Linked DNA regions of Homo sapiens: region 1 is linked to region 2. The links are chromatin loops, found by intact Hi-C in ENCODE. Cell type or tissue: MCF 10A. All regions are shown on one strand. Each heading gives the region's core, and the rest is flanking DNA. Links, peaks and the distances in the headings are about the cores only. Region 1 has its middle 19 kb from the start of TUBGCP3. Region 2 overlaps ARHGEF7 (Rho guanine nucleotide exchange factor 7).

The links. A loop is a pair of places that touch in the nucleus more often than their neighbours do. Peaks named below come from ENCODE experiments on the same cell type or tissue, not always from the same donor. Only the 100,000 strongest peaks of a DNase experiment are listed, where the experiment ranks them.
Region 1: it touches region 2 in a loop (5-fold over the local background); 2 of 110 quality-filtered maps call a loop at or near these places.

What each region holds. Positions count from the first base shown.
Region 1 is chr13:112,605,382-112,608,299 of GRCh38, forward strand. It overlaps a transcript of TUBGCP3 not described here. Among named protein-coding and RNA genes, the nearest start is that of TUBGCP3, 19 kb to the left of the region's middle. RefSeq lists silencers at 994-1,043, 1,074-1,303. In MCF 10A, for the core only: a CTCF peak has its summit at 1,185 (motif pointing left); a DNase peak (open chromatin) is centred at 1,120.
Region 2 is chr13:111,222,217-111,225,134 of GRCh38, forward strand. The region is part of intron 5 of ARHGEF7 (Rho guanine nucleotide exchange factor 7); the gene reads left to right. Among named protein-coding and RNA genes, the nearest start is that of ARHGEF7-AS1, 75 kb to the left of the region's middle. In MCF 10A, for the core only: a CTCF peak has its summit at 1,353 (motif pointing left); a DNase peak (open chromatin) is centred at 1,345.

The DNA.
Region 1 (2,918 bases), core at 114-2,613, 1.4 Mb after region 2:
AAGTCATGAATTTGGAGTAGACAATCACACAGGCTCTTTATCCCAACCTTTCCATGGAGCTCAGGCTGTCAGCCACCTCTTCAGAAGTCGGAATGCCTGGAGAGCCCTTAGTCCACGTGTCAGCTGCGCCTCCGTCTTCTGCCTCCACTTTGTCCTCCACCATTTGACCAGGCAGTGCTGGGAAGCAAGGAGGGGACCAGGCTGGAGCCTTAAGTCCTGGCGCAGCTGTCGACCGTCAGTGCGGCCACTGCAAAGCGATGTAAATGTCCCAGAGTGGGGCAGCTGGTCGGTAAGACGATGTCACAGACGCCTGGGAAGAGGAATGCACTGGATAAAACGCTGCGTCACTGAACTCTTATTCACAGCCCTGAGCATCCGCCTTTGATTATATTCATAGCCTTGAGGAAGAGCTAGAGATGAGGCATCTTTCCTCACGGAACAGCCGACACAGATATTACAGCCTGGCTTTGGGCTTCAGGAGACGGGCTCAGAGACATCAAGTGCTCTGCCCAAGATCACACAGCAGTGAGTGGCTGAGCAGAGGCCAGACCCCTCCCGCAGCCACTTTGTAATGGCGGCTACAATCACCGAGACGGGCTGAATTTCAAAGCCTCTATTTAAACAATGATGAGCTACAAAATGCATTCTTACTTCTTAGGTTAACACTTTACTCATAAATTAGGAGATTAAAAAGTCGATATAAAATGTATAAAAAATCTTCACCAGATGACTTCCACCGTGTCAGGAAGCTGCTATTTCTGTTACGTTTTACTGTTCTCTTCCCCAAATCCCTGGCGTGTTGCCTGGAAATTCGCGATTTTCTGTAACTCTTCTTCTAGCTCCGAGGATTTCGTTTGAAATTCCTGCCGCAGTCGGAAACATTTTGGAAGACCGCATTTGAGCATTTGATGCAGAAAAAACACACTCCCGGTTACCAGCAAGATCGCTGTGGGGAATGAGGCACTCGAGAAAATCTACATTTGGCTCTGAATTTTCTCAACTTCTTTCCTTCCTCTAGGGAAACAGAAGCGCGGAAAGGCGCCCTCTCCTTCCCTCAGTCTGAGGCTCTTGCCCGCCAGGCCCTTCCCGACTCCGCCCAGGCCACGGGCTGCCCCACCCACACCGGCCGCCTGAGGGGAAGCGGCGGCACCGCCCGCGCGGGTCCGGCCCTGAGGCGGCCTGGTGCTGCCCCCTGCCGTCCAGCGGGAATCGCAACCGATTTCAGAGACGAAATCTAAGAGTAACTGTCAGATGATTAGGAGGGTTCTCCCAGTTCTACAAATGAGTCTATTTGATCGTGGTCCACAATCTTTGCCTGACTGAAAAAGGCGGTTTTCAGAATGCGGAGGAGCTCGTTCCACCCTGCACGAGCAAGAGAACGTTGGAGGCTGCAAGGTGCCCTGCAAAGCCCTTCAGAAAGTCCTGGTGAAATCCCAGTGCCAGAGACGACTCCGAGCGAGATACTGCTTTGGACTTCCGTGTTCCAATCCTCAAAGTAGATTTCACTTGCAGGATTTTGAGAGGTTTAAAAAATACCTGGCAGGCATGTAAAAATGGCAGCAGTAAAAGAGGGTATGGAATTTTTATTTGTAGATTTCAATATATGAACTTTTTCAAGATTACATGAATAAGATCAATAGAGAGATTCACTTTAGCATACTGAGTCTGTTTTTAAATGAACCTTAATTTAGCATTATACATATGTCAGGATTGCATTATTTTATATATTAAAACTAATCCAAGATTAATGGGAAAATAGAGAATCTAAATTTATCCAATTATTTCAATAGTAGTACTTAATAAAGCTCCGGCTGTAGAGATTTATTGATTCGGCAAACAGAGATGGTCTCATCTCCACAGCACAAGAAACCCTGTGCATCACAAATGAGTTTCACGGGTTTAAAGTAAAATTTCTAGTAGCTGTTTTTTAAAAGTGTAAAATTAATTAATTAAGATTGTTTTATCTTGTATCTTACTTTGCAACCAGTAACATTGTGGCTTCAGAGCCACAAGTCCTAAATTTGAATCCAAGGCTGGCCTCTAGGCAAACACCTCTCAGATGCTAGATGGTGCCTTTGAAATAAGCACGTGTTATATAACCCAGTGTGCACAGAGGCCTCATGCCCACAAACTGTTGCTACCTGGGAATGTCAGATAGTCCTGCCTGCCACTGTCACCCCTGAACTGTATGACTTGTTTCTTCTCCTATGGCCTTGACTCTTGGTTCTTGACTCTGGTATTCACTTGGCCCTGGTGTCATCCATACTAACATGTTGTATATAAGATGCATGTGTACAGTGAGTTTTTATTTTTCTAATTACAAAATGAATAGATGTTCATTAAAAAATTACACCTTGCTGAAATCTGAACTAGACCAGATTAGCCTTGCAAGGCTCTGAAAACCAAATTGTTACTGGAATTACAGTTCACAAAAATAGGCCAGGTCCTATACACTGAACCTAAACAAAGCTACTGTCTGTTAAAAATCAGAAACTTAAATAGGATCAAGAATCTTGGCATAATATTAAAAGTGTGCAGGATACAAGCAAATATTGCTTGTCACAACAAGAAGCAGGAGAAACACAACTTGAATAAGAAAAGACAATCAGCTGACACCACAGTAAAGTAAATCAGAAGGTGGAGTTATAAGATGCTCAAAGCAGCCACAACAATGCTTCAACAAACAATTATGAACTCAGTTGAAATAAATGAACAAATAGGAAACTTAGCAAAAACGAGAAATTATTTTAAAAGGACCAAGTAGAAATTATAGAACTGAAAAGTAAAATAACAGAAATGAAAACATGCTAAATGAGCTTAATAGCAGAATGGAGACGAAAGAGGTTAGAACCAGTGAACATGAAGACTGAGCAATAACATTTACACTCTGAACAACAGAAAGAAGATGGACTAAAAAA
Region 2 (2,918 bases), core at 187-2,686:
ACTGAGACCTAAGTAACTTTGGAAAATTTCCCTTTTTTTCCTGTTTATTTTTTAAAATTCAAGAAATGTCATTTTTGAGCATATTAGTGATGCATTTGCTAAACTTTATCTGATGGTTGAACCAAAGGAATAACCTTCTGTCCCTGTTGTTCTCTAATTACCTAAGCATATTGTATGGAAAGTCATGCTAGTTTTATTTTAGTTTATTTATTTTTAATTTTATTTTACTATTTTATTTTGAGATGGAGTTTCACTCTTGTTGCCCAGGCTGGAGTGCAGTGATGCTCACTGCAACCTTTGCTTCCTGGGTTCAAGCGATTCTCCTGCCCCAGCCTCCCGAGTAGCTGGGATTATAGGCACGTGCCACCATGCCTGGCTAATTTTTGTATTTTTAGTAGAGATAGGGTTTTACCATGTTGGCAGGCTGGTCTTGAACTTCTGACCTCAAGTGATCCACCTGCCTCAGCCTCCCAAAGTGCTGGGATTACAGGCGTGAGCCACCACGCCCAGCCCAGTCTGAGTTTAACCGTGGGCATTTGAGGCAAGTGTGAAACCACATTTTTTACCGTGTTACTCTAGAGCAGTTAAGAATAAAACTCTAGGATCACAATTACATTCAGTACAGCAGACTTCCCTCTCACCTCTGGCTTTGCGTAATGTGGTTACAAGTACCTGCAGTCAACTGTGGTTCGAAACAGGTGAGAACAATACAGTAAGATATCTTGAGAGAAGAGACCACATTCACATAACTTTAGTTATAGTATATTGTTATAATTGTTCTATTTCATTATTAGTTGTTGTTAATCCATTATTGTACCTAATTTCCAGATTAAACACACATAGGTATGTATAGATGGGAAAACATAGTATATATAGGGTTGGTATATATACAGAGATATAGCTGCAGTTTCAGACATCCAGTGGGCAGTCTTGTGGGTACCCCCGTGGATAAGGGTGGGCGGCTATATTGCATTTTTTCCAGTAGTTTATGTGGCTTTCTGATTTTGGAATTAGGTTTCCTTTTTTGAAGAGTGTGTTAAATGTATTTTGATTTATAGTTAATTAGTGCTTGATTTTTCTGAAAACAAAATTGTGCCAGGTTCCAAACTTAGAGACTTCTCTGACCATCATGTTAGGATCATTTCTTTATTCATGAAAACACTGACTTCCTTTAAATTGAGGGTTTCTCTTCTGAATTATATTTTAATTTGATGTACAAATAGTTTTACTGAGTAAACAAGAACTGAAGTTTTTCTCTAAATGGCACTTTTTTAGGCTGTTTATCTCCAGATAAATTGACCAGATGGTCCAATTCACCTCTCCTGCTTCCCTGGGGAAGTGTAGCCATTGGTGGTTTGCCCTCTTGTGGTCGGAGATGGAATTGTTCTTGTCAAGGTTCACCGTTGTGTTGGTGCTTTTAACCTGTGGTGTAGGATTTCTTGTTTGAATAGTCCCTCTTTGAAGACAGATAAAATGTTCTAGGATTCTGTAATAACGATCTTTCTAATGCTTGTGTCAAAAGCATTGTATATTATTCCTGAATATGTACAGTACAGTCTTATGGAAGGTAAATAATTGTCACTTAGCATTTATTTTCTGTGCACCTTTTTTGGTTAGGTAAAACCCATGGATTTCTATAGCATTTTTTTTTTTTTTTTGAGACAGAGTCTTGCTCTGTTGCCCAGGCTGGAGTGCAGTGGCATAATCTCAGCTCACTGCAACCTCCACCTCCTGGGTTCAAGCGATTCTCCTACCCCAGCCTCCCAAGTAGCTGGGATTACAGGTGCCCGCCACCACGCCCGGCTAATTTGTGTATTTTTAGTAGAGACAGGGTTTCACCATGTCAGCCAGGCTGGCCTCGAACACCTGACCTTGTCATCTGCCCGCCTCAGCCTCCCAAAGTGCTGGGATTACAGGCATGAGCCACCGCAGCCAGCGTCTACAGCATTTTTTACAGGCTGATATGTATTTGTGTTTCACACCCACCCACCCACCCTCACTCTTACTCCCTTGCTTCAGAATTTCCTAAATTCAAGGGAGAAGTTAAGGAGAGAAGCAGCAAGGTCCATTCTGGAAGTGAGTGGTGATGGTGGTTGCTGTGATTGGATAGAAGTGGAGGCACTCAGCTGCATGTGGCACACACGGTTAGCAGCTGTGAGAACACACCTCGTGCTCTGTGTGCTTCCAAGACCAGTTTTCTGTGTGTGCATGTGGACTCAGGCTTTTTTAGATGATTATTTCTAATGTGCTGACTTTAGTCATTCTCCTATTTCTGGACAGCTTATTATCTGTTGTAAAGACATTTCTTTTAAATGCTGTTTTGGGGGCTGGTTAGCTTGAGATGATGACTGTCTGTGTTTGGCAGTGATGTGAGAGCTTAAATGGGACTGTCATTTGCTGATCCACAGATCTTTAACGACATTGCCACTTTTTAAGTTGGTCACTTTTAAATATTTTTTACTTATTTTTGACATAAAGCAACACGCAGCTGAATTTTGGATGTCGTTATTAATTTAGCTGTGGAGGAACAGTGTTTGATGTGAGTATAATCTGTGCGGGGAAAAGGACAAAAGTACCCCAGAACCTTGCCTTCCTTCGTGCCACTGGATGTGAGCTTGTGCTGTAGTCCTTCCTCCTCTCCGGTGAGGATTGGGTTTGGATGGGACACATGAGGCTGCATTACAGGATGGACCTCTCAGCACTATTGTTTCAAGATGTAATTGTTTTTAAACAAGAGAGAAGAACATAAATTAGAAGATATGGGCCCCCCGAGGCAGGCGTAGGGAGCGTATTATAGCATTATGTACAAAGGGGTCTTGGAGTAGATGGTTTGGAAATGTTTCTGGCGTGTGAAAGTGAATATTTTCCTAGATTGGTATACCGAGCATGTCCTCACTGCAATGTGGCTGCCTCCCGTT